2 separate regions of the Homo sapiens genome follow, and region 1 is linked to region 2. The links are chromatin loops, found by intact Hi-C in ENCODE. Cell type or tissue: PC-3. All regions are shown on one strand.

Region 1 (8,000 bases), 150 kb before region 2:
GGGGTGACGGCAGGTAGCAGACAGGCATACCAGATGGTGCCTTGGACCCATCCTGCCTTGGAAATTTGTCTGGGACACGAGGCTGTGCAGGCAGTGTTGCGGGGTGGGGAAGGGTACTATTGGTTAGCTGGGGAGGTGGGAGAAACTGGGTGGGCTGTGAATCCTGGGGAAGAATCTCTCCTCCAACCTGCAGCCACATTCCACATTCCACACAGGGTGTAGGCTCAGGGTCTTTGACAGGAAGACAGGAAGTGCCCCGGGTCCGGGCTTCCCATGGGTGAATGAGGGGGCACAGGCTGCAAGCCAGTCCGGAAACAGTGTCCGAGGAACAAGCTGGAGGACTGGGTGCCTCCTGGCAGGAGCACAGCAGGACCAGGAGAGTCTGTTAGGAAGGTATGAAGAGGCTTAGGATGTTAGTGACCTGAGACAAGTGGTATCTGGAATGTGGAATGTGGGTGAAGGGTCTAGACTCAAGAACCACCTCCCCACAGGCAGAGTGCTGATCCACAGGGCTTTGGAGGGTCTCTGGGGCAGGAATAAGACTGGGCCTGGCTCCCACAGTTTACAGGCTCATGGCACACCTCTGAGGGTCAGCAGAAACCTCTAGCTTTTTCTGTTATCTCTTTGTTGGTCTCTTGTTGTTATGCTGAGCATATTAGGCAAAGCTAAAATGGAGACATGGGGTCTCGTGGAATATTTCTGGGCCACTCTGGGAGCAAGTGTGAGAGCTGTAAGTTGGATGCCACTGTATTAAAACTTCAGTGCCATTGTTGGAGGGTCCATCGGGGAGAATATTTGAAATCTAGCCCTGCGTGGAAAACATTGGCTCTTTGATTGTCATACTTACAGGCTTATTTTGCTACCTGCTAGGAAGGCTAAAAGATGAAGCCTCACTTCCATCAACATTTGGGGGTAGCTGGGGTGGGATGGGATGGGAAGAGGAAGCCTCCCCTTGGATTACTGGCAGGGCCAGGCCTCTGTGCTTTCCCTCCCATTGTGGCCAGAAAGGGGATAGAAAGGCCAGCATATCTATCCAACTAATATCAGCAAGAAACCCCACTGCCTTCCTAAAGCTTAAGGGGTCCAGAGGGAGAGAGTTACTCCTCTGAAGTGAAACAGTAGTCTCAAGAAGTACGCAGAAAGCAAAGATATATTTGCTATTTTTGCCAAAGGGTAGAGAACAGCGGTGGCCTGATCCTTTGGAAGCCCTGCCCAGGGAACTGGACTATCTCTCTCTCTCTCTTTTTTTTTTTCCAATTTTGTCCTCTTTTTTTTTTTTCGTTAGTGGAGATCGGGTCTTGATATGTTGCCCAGGCTGGTCCCATACTCTTGGGCTCAAGGCATCCTTCTGCCTTGGCCTCCCAAAGTGCTGGGATTATGGGCATGAGCCACCAGGTCTGGCTGTACCTGGACTGTCTGAATGGGTCCTCTTGAAGGACACACTCCAGACATCCTTTCTGTGTTGTGGAGGGGCAGGATGTGCTCCTTTAACAAGCACTCCCTGGTCTGGGCAGAGGGGGAGTTACCTTGGTGGCCAGTAGCCGGGTCAGGTAGATCTCGGACACCATCTTGCTGCCCCGGTCACCCTCCTTCTGGTCACCGTGGTCATGGTTCTTCACCAGATGCCACACCTTGACCCCACTTTCCAGGTCTGGGGTGATCATCGGGGCCCGGGACCGCAGGCTGTCGGGGCTGCCCGTATACCTGAAGGAGGAGTCTGAGGAGAAGGGGTTGGTGGAGGGCTGTGAGTAACAGTCACCAGCCTTGCTTGTAGAATCCTTCCAGAATCCCTGCCCGCCTGCTGCATCCACTCAGAATAAACTCATTTCAGCTGAAAGGGGACCGTTGGGACCTCATATATGGTAGGTTATTTTAGGGATCCTTGGTTGGCATGAGGACGGAAGAGCTTGAAGGCTTTTTTAGAAAAGGATTTATAAATTTTGTGAATTAGAGACATCCTTGGGAATTTGGGAGTCCCCTCTACTCTGACACTCCCAGCAATGAATAATTAATAGGTAAAATGTCAATAGGATATTTTCGTCGGTGTTTTAATAGAAATCTGGATACTAAAGAGCTGCAAGTTGTAATTCTCCTCTTGGGAGTTAAGGGTCTCTTCTTGCATGGGGCCTGGGGTATGGGATTTCCTGAGCCCTTTTTGGTGCTGCTGGGTTCAGTCCTGTGGTGCCCTTTGGTTGAGAAGCCCAAGGCCTTAGTGCATACATGAAACCAGAGCAAATAAAATAAGGGACAAGGAGGTGCCATAACCTCATTGCCCGGAGGGCCTGGGGGCCCCAGTACTCCTCGGACTAATTTATTGATCAAACTGGGACACTTCTGAGAGTAAAAGGGGGCACTCTTAATAATTCAGCCAGGACAACAAGCATAAACTGGACTGGCCCAGGCAACCTGGGATATATGAACCCCCAGCCAGGTGCCTTCCTGGTTCTGGGCCACTCCGACTCCTCTACCAGGCTGGGATATCAAACAAAGGGCACATGGTGCCACCTGCTCCCACGGCTCTGAGGGCGCAGGCTGCCTGGGAATGCCTGGACTAGGGAGGACAGAAACCAACTGGCAGGAGCCTGTGATTGGGCCAGCAGCAGCAAGGGCTGCCTGCTGTTAGAAGGGGTAGCGAGTGGGCCCTGCTAGGTCTCAGAAGACTCTGCTCTGAGCTGCCCAGTCTGCCCTCGTGGTTCTCACCGTATCTGCTGATGGACGTCCGGGAGATGCTGGCAGAGGCAGGGATGTTGTAGGAGGAGGTCTGTTTGGGGACCAGAGCCACCACCGACCTGTCTGACACCTGAGAAGGGTACAAAAGGTACAGTACAAAAGGTGAATGTAGGTGTCTTGGGAAGTTGGATAGTCAAGTATTTCTAGAGGGTTATAAGATAGCTGTGGGGTAGAGAGCAAGGAGTACAGGAATACCAGAAACAACCATTACTGCTGTTTTTTGAGCTTTTATTGGGTTAGAGCTGCATAACCCAATCAAATAGCTACTTGCCATGTGTGTGGATTGAGCATTTGAAATGTGGTTAATCCCAACTAAGATGAGCTGTGTCTAAATTGAGATGTGCTATAAATATACATTACATGCTGGATTTCAATGACAGTATGAATACAAATATAAACTATCTTATTGATAATTTTTAAATTGATTACATATTGAAATGATAATCATTTTAGACCAGTTAGATTAAATAAAATATGTAACATTAATTGATCTTTTTATTTTTACCTTTTTAATGTGACTAATACAAAAAGTTTAAATTACACATGTGGCTTGCACATGTGGCTTGCATTAATTTTCTACTGGACAGCACTGGGCCAGACCCATTCTCCCATCCACTTGGCGAGCTATGCACAAGTATTCCCATTTTACAGATGAAAAAAAAAAATGGAATCATAGGGAGGCTAAGCAACCTCTTAAAGGTCACATAATTCATACATGGTAGAGCCAATATTTGTAGCCAGGTATGTCAGGCTCCAGAGCACATGTTCTCTTCATTATATATTCTAACTTGGAATTTTATTTCGAGTCACACTGGTCTGAAGCCCATTTTCCCTTTTGGCTCTGCTTTCTTTCTGACCTGGGTCCTATAATGCCTGGATCACTTCAAATAGTTTCATCAAAAGGGCAGCCACTCTTGGGGACTGAGCGAGAAAGATGGTGTCTTGTCCCATCCTCTATGAGGGTACCCCAGCTCAGCACCCAGCCTGCAGGAGAGGGCGGATAAGTGAGGAGCCATACTGAAGACATTTGGGGCCATTTTGATTTAAGATTGCCCTCCATCCAGTAAAAACAGAGAATCCCCAGAATCGTGGTGATCCAATTAAACCCCTAACGCAGAGGGAATAAAACAGCTATAATAATGTTATGGGCCATAAAACATTCCTATTAAACCATTTTTTATTTTAACAATTTTTATGAACTTTATAAGTTTGATTTATAGCTGCACCAGTCATAAAACCATCTTTCTGGGTCTTAAATTGTCAGTCCCTCTCTCCCACCAAAAAAGAATTAAATGTGGGGAAGTCAAACTATAAATGAACATTAGTGCTAACGAGATTCCCTGATAGCAGGTTTTAGTGGTGGTGTTTAATTTTACCCTCCCTATAAATCTGCAGAAGCCTGGGAAGTTTTTTAACATCTCTTTGTTAATTAAGATTATGCAGATTTTCTTCTGCAAGGGCTCCAAGGACCTTTGACTCCAGAGAGGGTAACAAGAGGGCAGTGCATTGACTTGATGGTATAAAGCTCCAAGGTCCTGTGCCTGGAAGGTGCCAAGGCTCCATTACTTCCCAGCTAGACCAGCTCCCTGGACTTGTCAGCTGTTGGTACCATCAGCACTAGGACTGGGAGGGGGGCAGTCTCTACCTCCGTCTTTCAGGAATTCTCCTTACAACTGACAGCCCAGAAATGATACCTGGAAAGCTTGGCAGGGGCAGGAGTTCACACTCCCAGGGAGAACAGATTACATTATCATTTATAGTTTCTTGTCACCTAATGAAAGATTCACAAGGTGACTCAAATGACCACAGTTCAACTTGATTGCAGGTCTAGTCACTAAACCGCTCCTGTCCTTGGTTTTTCTCTGTCTTAACCAACAGGTGGTGCAAGTCCATGGTCAAGATGCCTGGCTGGGTCTGACCTTGACTCTGCTGCTTACCCGCTCCAGGACTTAACCTCTCTGAGCCTTACCGGTCAGTGGGGATAATAATTGCATGTAGTTTGTGGTGAGAATTAAAGAAGTTAAAACACGGAAAGGCTGCGAGCAGTGCCTGGGATCCAGTGAGCACGCAGTAAGTGTTGGTATTAGCGTTGCTATTATGAGCATCATCATCATCATCATCACAGTCTCCCAAAGGGAAGAATACTCCCTGCTGTCCCCTGTCACTCAGGGCTAGCATGTGGGAAGTGACTTGCACTCAGTAAAACTCAGTAAATATTTGAGGACTGAATGCATACATGAATGATAAATGACATCAGGGAATTGAAAGTGCTTTGTATGATCAGCACCATGAGAACAAAATAGTCCCTTCTTCTGATTGGGAGCCGTAGGCTGGAAAGCCCAGTAACAAGCATTAGAGTATCAGAGACAGAAGCAGAAAGACCCCACTCCTGCCCTTTAGAAACTCATGATTTGGGGGCATCATGCTATTTTCTTTTGTACTTTCTTATTCAGCTTTAATTGGTTCATTACAATTGTTCTACTGGATACATTAAGCACCATATGAAATGGTGGTGTTTGGGCATGTGTGTATGTGTACAGAATTAACAGGGAGTGATGACAGCTACCTTATCTGTAAGTACAATCCTGGGCACCTCACACTTTCGCAAGTCAGGGTTGTTATCTCCATTTTACAGATGAGGAGCCCAAGGTGCAGAGAGATTAAAGTCACACCACCAAGGAGTGGGGAAGCAGGGCTTGAATACAGCTTCTAAAGCCTCTTCTCTTCCCATTACACCACACTCATGTCCTCTGGGCAGGGGTCTAGGCAGGGTGTCAGGATGGGAGGTGCAGGCGAGTCAGGGGGATGGAGCCTGGAGAAGAGCATTTTTGGGGACCCCTGTGCCACAGCTTCCTCTGTGCCCATGGAGGCTCCTGCCAGCTCCAGCGCCTGGTGGTTGGCAGCTCAGTGCCTGAGAGCCCAGCCTGCCAGCCCCTCTACAGATCCTTCTTTCCGAGACAGGGACATGGGAGGATGTTATTAATCAGACGATCCCACGGGTCTTGCAGCCTGAGGCGCTTCCTCTAGTTGGTTTAATTTCCCTTGGTGTCTCTTATTTCCAGTTTCTATTTTAGTATTTTTTCTGAATCCCAACCTGTCTACCTGTGCTTAATCTTACAGAGACCCCCAGCTGCGAGTGGTTACCATGGGAGGGGAGAAGAGGCGGGAGTAGATACCTCCTTGATCTTGTGTTCTTTTGCTGGGATTTTTCTTTTTTTTTTTTGACTGCTCATTCAATGTGTCTGCCAGTGTGCTAAACACCTCACCTTCTATCTTGAATCTATTCTATACAACTGTACGGAGCAGGGTTCACCAGGAGCCCCATTTTACACATGAGAGACAAGAAAGCCTGAGTAATTTTCCCAAGGACACCAGCTACTAAGAGGAAGAATGTAAGACCTGAAGAGAAGTCTATTCAATTCCCTGCTCCACTGTAAGTCAGAGGTGTGGGCTGTGTTAGTAAGATGCTAAAGAGAGAAAGTGCCAGGTACCTTAAGGTAGTTGTCCATGTGGAGGGCTTTGCAATATGCATTTGATTTTTGTTGTTGTTGTTGTTTTGTTTTGTTTTTTTGCAAATGTAGAGGTACACAGAATAGAAATGCCTAGGCCTTACCCCAGACCTGTTAAATCTGTTTCTGAGGGTGGAGTTTGGTCACTCACGTTTTTTATCAGTTCCCTCAGTAATTCCAATGGGCAGCCATGGCTAAGAATCCCTGTTCTATGCTCCAGCAGGAGGAGGAAAGCAGGGAGAGGAAAATCCTTTTTAGACTTTTGAGGCCTTAGAGCAAGGCTTAGCGGGAAGGGAACATTCTGGGAAGCTGAAGAGGGGAAAAGACACCCCCTCTCACCTGATAATGCATCAGTGTGTTGAGCCGCTTCCAGTCACCCTCAATCTTGGTGGTGATGTCCTCATCTTGCAGCACGACCCGGGCGATCCGGCCTTGGCGCCACTCTGGGTGGAGGGGGTGGTGCAGGGAGCGGCGTGAGAGGGATGAGGGCTGTGAGCCAGTGTCTCCCGATTGCACCTTCTCTAGGGACCTGGCAACCCGGCCCCCTCAAGCTGGTACCAATAACAGAGGCTAGAGACATCTAGGGCTCCATGGGCCCAGGCAGCAGAGGAAACACGTAGACCTCCCCAGAGACAGCCACATCTGAACAGGCAGCGCTCAAAGCGGGAAGCATTTCACACGGGCCTCAGCTGGCCAGGACACAGTCATGCCCCTGCAAGGGTTGTGTGCATGGCAGCTTCCCTTCCTTCACCTCTCAACCCCTGCCCTCACACTCTGAGTCCAGGTTTCCTACCCAAGTCCATGTCCACTGCCCTCGGCCGCTGGGAATAGGGCACATTCTTATACACGGCATCAAGAATCTTCTCCTTGACCTGTGTGATGGTGTCACAGTTTAACACCTTCACTGGGATCTCTGGACTGTTCTCGTTGTCAGGGTTGACGCAGTTCAGGATCTACAAGTAGGGGACAGAGGGTGAGCAGGACAGGAGTTGAAGGAGTAGTTTGAGGGAGAGGGTCAGGACCTCAGAATCTTCTTTTTCCAAAGTTCACCCTCCTTATAGGGGAAATAAGGGTACTTTTCTGGTCTGTGACTCAGTTTCCCTCACCTTCATAACATCTGCCAAATGAGAGTCTGAGTCATTGTGTCCAATTCTTCTTTCTCAAAGCACCAGGACTCTACTTTCTAGCTCCTGGACAGCTTAGGGGAGACTATAGTCCTGGAATGAGGCACCCTCAGTGTTTAGAGATGGCTCTACATGTATCAGAGACTAGTCATGCACTTCCCCAAAGCCTCTATGTTAGGAACCAACATACATCTTTCTCATAATACCAATTACCCAATAACTAATGATGGGTGAACTTTTTTCTCCCCCAATATTATCTAGGATAAACCGAGGCATAGAGTGCTTGGGATGGGTGGGCGGGCCTGCCACCTTGCTCTTGGTACACTTAGTTGTCCTTTGGGCTCACCCCAGACCAGCCTCCCATCCTCTTTATTGACCCCCTAGACTGCTTTTATGGACAGAAGGCAGAGCAAGGGGCAGAAGTAGAAGATACACAGGCGGGCCCGGAGCTTCCGGCTTCCTCACCAGGGTCTTGTACTCGATCTGCTGCCGGATGAGCTTGTCCTCGCTCAGGGAGTAGCGGGCCTCGCCCGTGATGGCATCAATGGGGCCCTTCTCCATCTGCTGCTTGATGGCACAGTATAGCATGAAGAGTGGCTCCCCTGCGCACTCCTGTGGGCACAGACAGGGCAGGAGG
Region 2 (8,000 bases):
ATTTTTTTTTTTTTTTTTAAATAACTGTGTGTATGTTAAAGTCATTAAGGCTGGGAAAGGGGGTGGAGTGGTAGGAGAGTAAAGGCCATTATATGGGAGGAGAAGAAAAATGGCCTGTCTTCAGGCTGTCAGCAGAAGAAACGCCTCTGCATTCAAGCGGTGGGAGAGGGGCTCCGGTAGGAGGCCTGAGTGGGCACCTCTGCCGGGATGGCTGGGAGCAGGGGCAGAAGGCAGAGAAAACAGGTTCATCACATAGCCTGAGCTTTGGCTGTGGCAGTGGCAGTGGCTATGGCTGCCTGGGTATGGACTGTCACTATTCATTAAAGAGCCACCAAGAGAGAAGAAACCTGGGAAACAAAAACCCAAGAGCTCATGCTTAACTTTCATGTATCAGGCACCGCGTTACACCCTCTGCATCTGCTTTATGTTGAATCCAAACAACATTGGCATCCATCCTAGAAAGGCACTATTATTTACTCCGTTTGGCAGACGAGGAAACTGAGAGTCACAGTGGTTAACTTTACACAGCTAGCAAGGGGTGGAAGAAGTGTGGAGACACGGGTGAGTCTTCAGAGATTTTGTCTGAAGTTGTTGCCCCTCATGAGTATTCGCTGTCATTGCCCCACACCCTAAAGCAATCGAGGGGAACTGGGATGGAAGATATCCCAGGAGGGGTAAAAAGGACTGTGATGAGGGAAATGGGGGTAGGAGGGAAAGGGAGTAACCGCTATTGGCCCTGGCCATGTCAAGCTTCTGGGGTCTCCCCCTGCCCAAGTTTGAGAGGGGATGGCGGAGGCTGACTTCTCTGCGACCCCAAACTCCAGCCTTCCAAGCCTTCCAAAGTTCACTCAGTGAGAAACCTCTAGTGTCCAGGCTCTGAGCCTGTGACCTCTTCCTTCCTTTCAGATTTTAATTTGCTGGACTGGGAGACAAATGCATGTGGGAGGTTCTCTGGAGTGATAGGAACACACTGAGGGCTATAAGAAGCATCAGAGAGGCTTCATGCTGGCTGGGGCCCTGAGGACAATCCCATCTACCACTTCCCGACCCAGGTAGGCAGACCGAGCCTTTTCCTTCTGAGCAAGCCCCTTTCCAGGCACTGCTGTCACCTCCTAAGGCTGAGGAGGGTGGTGGCAGGAGGGTGCAGGGAAGGCCCTGTCTGTTCTCTGGTCTTTCCTTCAGGGGGCCAGACCCTGAGGGGTGCAGCCTAGTTCCCCAGAGCACATGCTCCAAATCACAGCTCCAGTGACAGCTTTTGCTTTCCCAGTGAGGGGGCTAGCTCAGGAGATGAAAGTCTGATCCCACTGGCAGCTCCACAGGCTTCCTTTGCCAAAACACACTGTGAAAAGACCCCTGACCTCCACCTCATACTTTCTCTGCTCCACCTCCCGTCAGCCCTGTTTGCTTCCCTCCTCCCTAGAGAGGGTTAGACAGCCCAGTAATTTAGGGATCACTAGCAAGAAAGGTGCAGAGGTCAGAAGTCAGAGAGGGGCTGGGAGGGGAATCTCACCCCTGCTCTCTGGCAAAACCTCCCACCTCTTTCCGCCATCTGTAGACCAGGCCGTTGTGGGCCCGAGTTCACTGTGAAGGTAGGGATGAGGTCCAGGGATGGGAAGTGGCGGAATACAGAGCGATAGGAGGAGAAGCTGTAATTTTAAATTATGTCCAGAAAAATAGCTTTTGGGAGGCAAATGTTCTCCTCCAACTTTCTTATTTTGAAATTTTGCTAGGAAAGAAAATGTTACACTCCCCTGAGACCGTGTCCCATTTAGGAAGTTCTTTCTATTATCTCATTTCAACTCCTCCCTGCTCTAGCTGCTATACAAACAAAGGCAAATTGACTTAGTGTCTCTCCTGTCTCTTTCACCGTGGCCTGTTCAGTCTAGCTCAGCTCAGCTCAGCTCCAGAGCTTAGAACTCAAGACAAAAGGAATCAAACCAGTAGAAGGAGATGAGCAATGGGTTCATCTCTCTTCCTTAAGAAATCAAAGGCCGGGTGCAGTGGCTCACGCCTGTAAACCCAGCACTTTGGGAGGCTGAGGCGGGCGGATCACAAGGTCAGGAGTTCGAGACCAGCCTGACCACCATGGTGAAACCCCATCTCTACTAAACATACAAAAATTAGCCGGGCATGGTGGTGCCTGCCTATAATCCCAGCTACTTAGGAGGCTGAGGCAGGAGAATTGCTTGCACCAGGGAGGTGGAGGTTGCAGTGAGCCCAGATCGCGCCACTGCACTCCAGCCTGGGTGACAGAGTGATACTTTGTCTCAGAAAAGAAAAAAAGAAAGAAAGACAGAAAAAAGAAATCAGAACCACCAAAAAACTGCAAGAGAATTTTTTGGCAGTTCCATAGCTACTGAAAGCGTCTTGCTCTGCCCATGCGAGTGGCAATGTTGGGACACTGCATTCATGGAATGGAGCTCCGGAAGGGCCTTATGAGGCCGTCTCCTCATTTTGCAGATAGGAAAACTGAGGCGTATTTGCCATCACTCTGCTTGTTTGTAGCAAAACAGGGGCTCTCCTGCTTTCCCCTGTAGTTCTGAGCAAGAAAAGGGGTTTGAAGGGCAGCCTTTCAGCTGGGCAGAGCTGTGCGGGGAGTTTGCATCCAGTACTGCTGGGTTCTAGCCCATTCCTAGGTTGGGCAGCTCAGCCTCTCCTAGAGGAGACTCTGGCTGCTGAGTGACCCGGTGAATTAATGCAGCTTCTGGCTAGGGGTAGGGGACAGTAAAAGCCAAGGAGCCAAGATCAGAAAAAGGAATAGCTTCTTCCCATGTGGAATCAAGCTGGGGCTGCCAACCTCCTAGTCAAGAAAGAAAGCTTTTCCTCTCTCTTCCTCCTGTTTACCCACAGCGACTGGGGGAGGCTGTACAGAGAGGCAGGTTGAATGTATTCAGTCTGGGATAGGGAGGGAAAGTTCCTCTGGGGCTCCCCCTTCGTCTAGGGGAGAGGTCAGAAGAACAAAGGTCACAGATGGACCTGCCATGATATGGGAGGAGGCACATGTGTTGCAGTGAGCCATGGAGGGTGGGGGCACAAGAGTTTGGCAACTCAGACAGGGGAGAAGCCACTGATGGCTTATAAACCAGACAAGGTTCATCCTGAATCCGGAGGGAGGGCAGTGAGAGCCCCATGAACTCACTTTCTTGAATGTCACTAACATTTCATTTCACCCTCACTCTGCCTTCCTGTCTCTTTTTTTCTCTTTCTCCCTTAACCTTCCTCAGCAGGGGATGGGGGAGTAGAGGGAGCCGGAAAGGAGGTCTGCAGGCCTCGTTGACTCTGCTGACCATCCACAGCCAGGAGCTGTTGCTGACAGAAAAGAAATGAAGGGGCAGAGATGGGAGGGAAACCAGATGTCCGCAGTTGCAGCACCATTCTGCGCAGCGTCCCCACTGGGGTCCCTGCTGTAGACGAGAAGCCAGAGCCAGGTGCCAGAGAGGGAGAGGGGGGGGTCTTTGGGGGTGGGGGACGGTGCTGGGCCCCACTCCTGCTTATCTACCCCTCAGTTTCTTTTACCTGGGAAACAGATCACCAAGAGAGGCCCGTCTGATGCTTTAAGCTGGGAATTTGGTTTATTCTGGGGCAGATGAAAAAGAAATTGCACTGTAGCATCTTACAAAACTGCCCCCTTTTCAACTGGGACTGAGAGTTGGAGACTTTTCCTTTAGGCTTTCATGGTACCCTAGACTTCTAAGTTATTTCTACTTCATATTCTAGAACTGTACCATCCAGTGTAATAGCCACTAGCCACAGGTAGCTATTTATCCTTATATTAATTAAAATTAAGTAAAATAAGAAATTCAGCTTTTCAGGCACACTAATATATGTCAATCTCTCAATAGCCACATGTAGCTAGTGGCTATTGTATTGAACAGCACAGATATAAAAGTTTTTTCTCATCACAGAATGTTATCTTGGACAGTGCTGTTCTAGGAAGTTTTTACTCAAGTGTAACTTTCATTCTTGATTTCCCCAGATGTTCACATGATAGCCTGCTCCTTAGGAATGAGGGCTAACTGGCCCAGAGGATAGATGTGGGGTGGGTTGAGACAGGGAGGAGGGAAGGGACGGGTAAGAATGTTTATTCTGCCAACCCGAAGGTTTTCTTTAGACTCTGAGTCTCTTTGCCAGTCCTAAGCAATTTAACTTGCCTGGGGAGGAAGGGGGACGCTGTCTGTAGCAAAAGAGGAATTCAGGTGGTAGCTACAGCCAAATAGGTTTTGCAATCATATTCTGCCTCCCTTCTCCACCCCCTGCTTAAAAAAAAAAAAACCAAGGAAAGTATACCAAGGCCAGCCCTAGATAATGTGGGTGTGGTGTCATTACCCTGACTTACTCATCACACCCCAGGGCCTCTACAGGGTTGGGTGTAGGCAGGGATGGAAGGGGCACACAGGCTGGGGATGAAGCAAGCAGTTATGCTTCAGTCAATCTTGAAAGCTGTTGACATGATGGAGATGGAATGAGAGATGTTAAAGCCAGATATTGGGCACACCCAGCAAAGCCTCCCGCCCAGCTCACCCTTGAGCCTGCGCTGCTTTACTCACATTAAGAGATCCGCTGGTGCAGAGAAATCACAAAGAGTACACACACACACACACACGCCTCATGCAGTTCCAGGGAGATTTCTGGAAAGAATCTTTAGCCCAATTTCTCAGTAAGCCTCAGCTGTTCCCCCAGGCTTAAGCGGGGGGCCAGCAGATGGTCCCAGCTAAATAGGCAAGCCTCCCAGTTCCTCTAAAAGCAGGGTCTGGGCCCTTCCAAGCCCAACAGTCCAATTAAGCTTTTTGCCCACAGGTGGAAGCAAAAATGAATTTGGGGCCATTCTTCCCTTCTTTTAGGCATGGAGCACTCAGCCCTCCCATCAGCCCCCTCCCTACTCCTGGCATTGGCCCATAAGGAATCCCTGCCTCTCACACTCTGCTCTGAACATTAGGTTCCTCAGGGATCAAAGACTCCCAGAAAGATTTCCTTCTAAGGTGTCTTCTAGGCTGCAGGGATTTGACTGAACCGTTCAAAGGAAAACTCCTGGCTTGGCCTTGTTAAGGAGGCCCTCTCAGTCCAGGAGGTGGGGCCTCTCAGGATTAAGGCCACAGATCCAGGTACCTTCGATGATGTTCTTATTTCCTTTTCCCAAGGGCCAGAAAGTGCTGCAGGGAGATCCTGGTGCCCTGCTCTTCTCTAGAGGCCTCTCCTCGCTGCAGAGCTCATTGGCATGACTGGCATAAATATATCCATATATCTCTCTATAAATATACATGTCTTTAGCTATATATATCTTTTCTTCTAAAGACTTGGCAAGAATTCCCTACAATCCTTTTCCATGACACTATAGAAAATCAGCAGAGTCATCAGTTTGATGGTTCCCACAAAGACTGCTTGGGGTTGACCTCTGCAAAGCTCCCTTGAATCTTGCTTCCAGTAACCCAACCTCTTCAGCCCTCGCCAGCCCCCAACCCCCTGGCAACACAAAACACAACTCGATTTCCTGAAGCTGAAGCTGCCCCTTTATTCCTTGTTGGTCTCTGAAAGCAAAAAAAAAAAAAAAAAAAAAAGGAAAAAAAAAAAGAAACTATCACTTTTGAGCTATTGTCTTAAGAGAGTAATAAGCTTTGTGTTCCTCCAGCTGGCTGCAAAAGGGAATTAGTTGTGCAGTGGGATCCAATGGCACTTAGAGACAGGTGTGGCAAGGAAGAGGTGCTGGTGGTTTCAGAATGGGCCACATCTCTGTGGGTGAGCAGGAGGGCAGGGCAGATAGAGGTGGTGTCTATCAAGACTTAGCAACCACTGGGGCAGCAGACTAGATGTAGCCCTCCCTGCAATGACTCCTTGCATAAACAGAAGAAACACCAGTGTACACGCACAGGTGGGGAAAGCATCCCCATGACTTTCTGAGGGAGTTATCACTAGGCACAGATTCTGAGAGCGCTATCTTCATCACCCTGCATCATCATTTGTTGGAAGGAGGCCCAGGAGGGTAGGAGGAAAAGGCTGGCTCCTCCGTCTTTTTTAAATCCATCTTTCCTTCTCCACCATTAAAGGCTTGGGTAGGTGGAGACAACCCCTGTGACTTCTCTTTGAGGTATTCAGATCCTAGCCACATGTTGACACCATATTTAATCCTGAAACAGGTTTCCTTTTCTTGATTTTTAAAGTGGGGGTTGGGAGAGGGGGTTCATAAATAGAGAATAGAAAATGCAAAGGAATAAGAGAATCAACAGAGAAATGTACAAAATGTAATTTGGCAAAAAAACAAACAAACGGAAAAAAACACAATAAAACCAAAACCCACAACCACACCTCCCATAGCCTTTCTTGTTTTGTATTCTCTCTTTTTAAAGTTGGGTTGTTATCTTTGCAACAGAGAATGCCAGCAGGTGTTGCTGGCAGCTGTTTAATGACAGTGTCAAGAACATCTTTCAGAAAGGTAGGCTTGGAGGCAGGAGGCGGTGATGGAGAAAATGGGATAGGGGGAGAGTAGGTGGCCCCACATCTGTAGAGAAGTAGCTAAGGAATGAAGGGCTGTCCTGGGAATTGCAATGTTATTTTATTTTTTTTTTTTTTTTTGAGACGGAGTCTCGCTCTGTCGCCCAGGCGGGACTGCGGACTGCAGTGGCGCAATCTCGGCTCACTGCAAGCTCCGCTTCCCGGGTTCACGCCATTCTCCTGCCTCAGCCTCCCGAGTAGCTGGGACTACAGGCGCCCGCCACCGCGCCCGGCTAATTTTTTTTGTATTTTTAGTAGAGACGGGGTTTCACCTTGTTAGCCAGGATGGTCTCGATCTCCTGACCTCATGATCCACCCGCCTCGGCCTCCCAAAGTGCTGGGATTACAGGCGTGAGCCACCGCGCCCGGCCTGCAATGTTATTTTGTACAAAATCCTTCCTGTAGGAAGGTGGGGGAGGGACAAGAGACATTTTTCAGTTTTTTTGCAGACCTAAGAATTTTGAACCAGAATTACATGCAGCTTGCTGTGTCTCTGGACAAATATCTTAGCTCCTCACTCAGCATCTACCACTTTCTTCTTTATTGTTAGTGACTGTCATGAGGATTAAATGAAAGGACCTGGAGACCCTTAGAGAAGGGTCCCAGCAGTCTCCAGGGGTGATTAGCCCTGCAATTATTCCACATCTGGAAAAAGTAATAGCTCCCAGACTGGCAGGGTTATGTCATGGACCAGCAAGAGAAAGATGGTTTTTGTTACATAGCCCAGAGAGGCTGATCTTGGTTCTGTGTGTGTGAGAGAGACCGTAGGGAGGCTGGATTTGGAAGGGAGGGAAGCAGGAGCAACAGCCTGAACAACAAATGCGCTCCAAAGAACACCACCTGAACAACTCGAGCTCTGAAATCTTTTCTGCACTGTGCTTTCAGCTTACTTCCCTAAAGCTGACTCATGAAAGCAAACCTGAAACTCTCACAAGATAAAAAATTTTTTAGAGACAGCAAACCAGCCAGTGCTATGCGAAGACGTCTGCAAGGTACTCTGTCCTATCTGGACTGTTGTTTCCCTTACTGTTAGCACAATGACCAGGATCTTGTAAAAGTCCCTGGCAAGTATTTTCTCCACCTTCAGAGCATTACCAGGCCATGTACTTGCGGGATAAAACCTGCAGGTGTTAGGTTCTTTCTGATGCTGCTGATCAGATGGGTCAGGTAGCAGAGAGAAGGCAGCACTAACCCTTACATTTGTGCAGTGGTGTGCAGTTACTGTTGCTTTCACACGTATCATCTCACTAAATTGCCCCACGATCCTGTGAAGGAGGAACTGAAATGATCAATGTCTCCATTTTAGGGATAAGAGAACTGGGGTGATTTCCCCAAGGTCAGTGGCTGTAGAGCTGGGACTGAGCTCAGCCCACCCGATTTCTGGGCTTCTCTCCCCCAGCTCCACATTGCACCACCACCAGTGACGCGCACCTGAATATTTATGAGAATGGAGCCCCCAGATCACGTCTTGAGGGGAAGAACAAAGGAGGCAAGCTTATCTCATGCCTTCAACT

What was found. Hi-C counts contacts between places; a loop is a spot of excess contacts. Peaks named below come from ENCODE experiments on the same cell type or tissue, not always from the same donor. Only the 100,000 strongest peaks of a DNase experiment are listed, where the experiment ranks them.
Region 1: it touches region 2 in a loop (5-fold over the local background); 2 of 110 quality-filtered maps call a loop at or near these places.

What each region holds. Positions count from the first base shown.
Region 1 is chr1:208,031,793-208,039,792 of GRCh38, forward strand. It overlaps PLXNA2 (plexin A2), which reads right to left. Exons shown (of 32, transcript NM_025179.4): 24 at 7,829-7,975; 25 at 7,033-7,192; 26 at 6,579-6,682; 27 at 2,701-2,800; 28 at 1,527-1,717. Among named protein-coding and RNA genes, the nearest start is that of LINC02767, 77 kb to the left of the region's middle. In PC-3, a CTCF peak has its summit at 4,612 (motif pointing right); a DNase peak (open chromatin) is centred at 4,589.
Region 2 is chr1:208,180,164-208,188,163 of GRCh38, forward strand. All of the region lies in intron 3 of PLXNA2 (plexin A2), which reads right to left. Among named protein-coding and RNA genes, the nearest start is that of PLXNA2, 60 kb to the right of the region's middle. RefSeq lists an enhancer at 1-656. In PC-3, no CTCF peak of the experiment used is centred here; a DNase peak (open chromatin) is centred at 4,368; H3K4me3 peaks cover 1,103 bases; H3K27ac peaks cover 3,858 bases.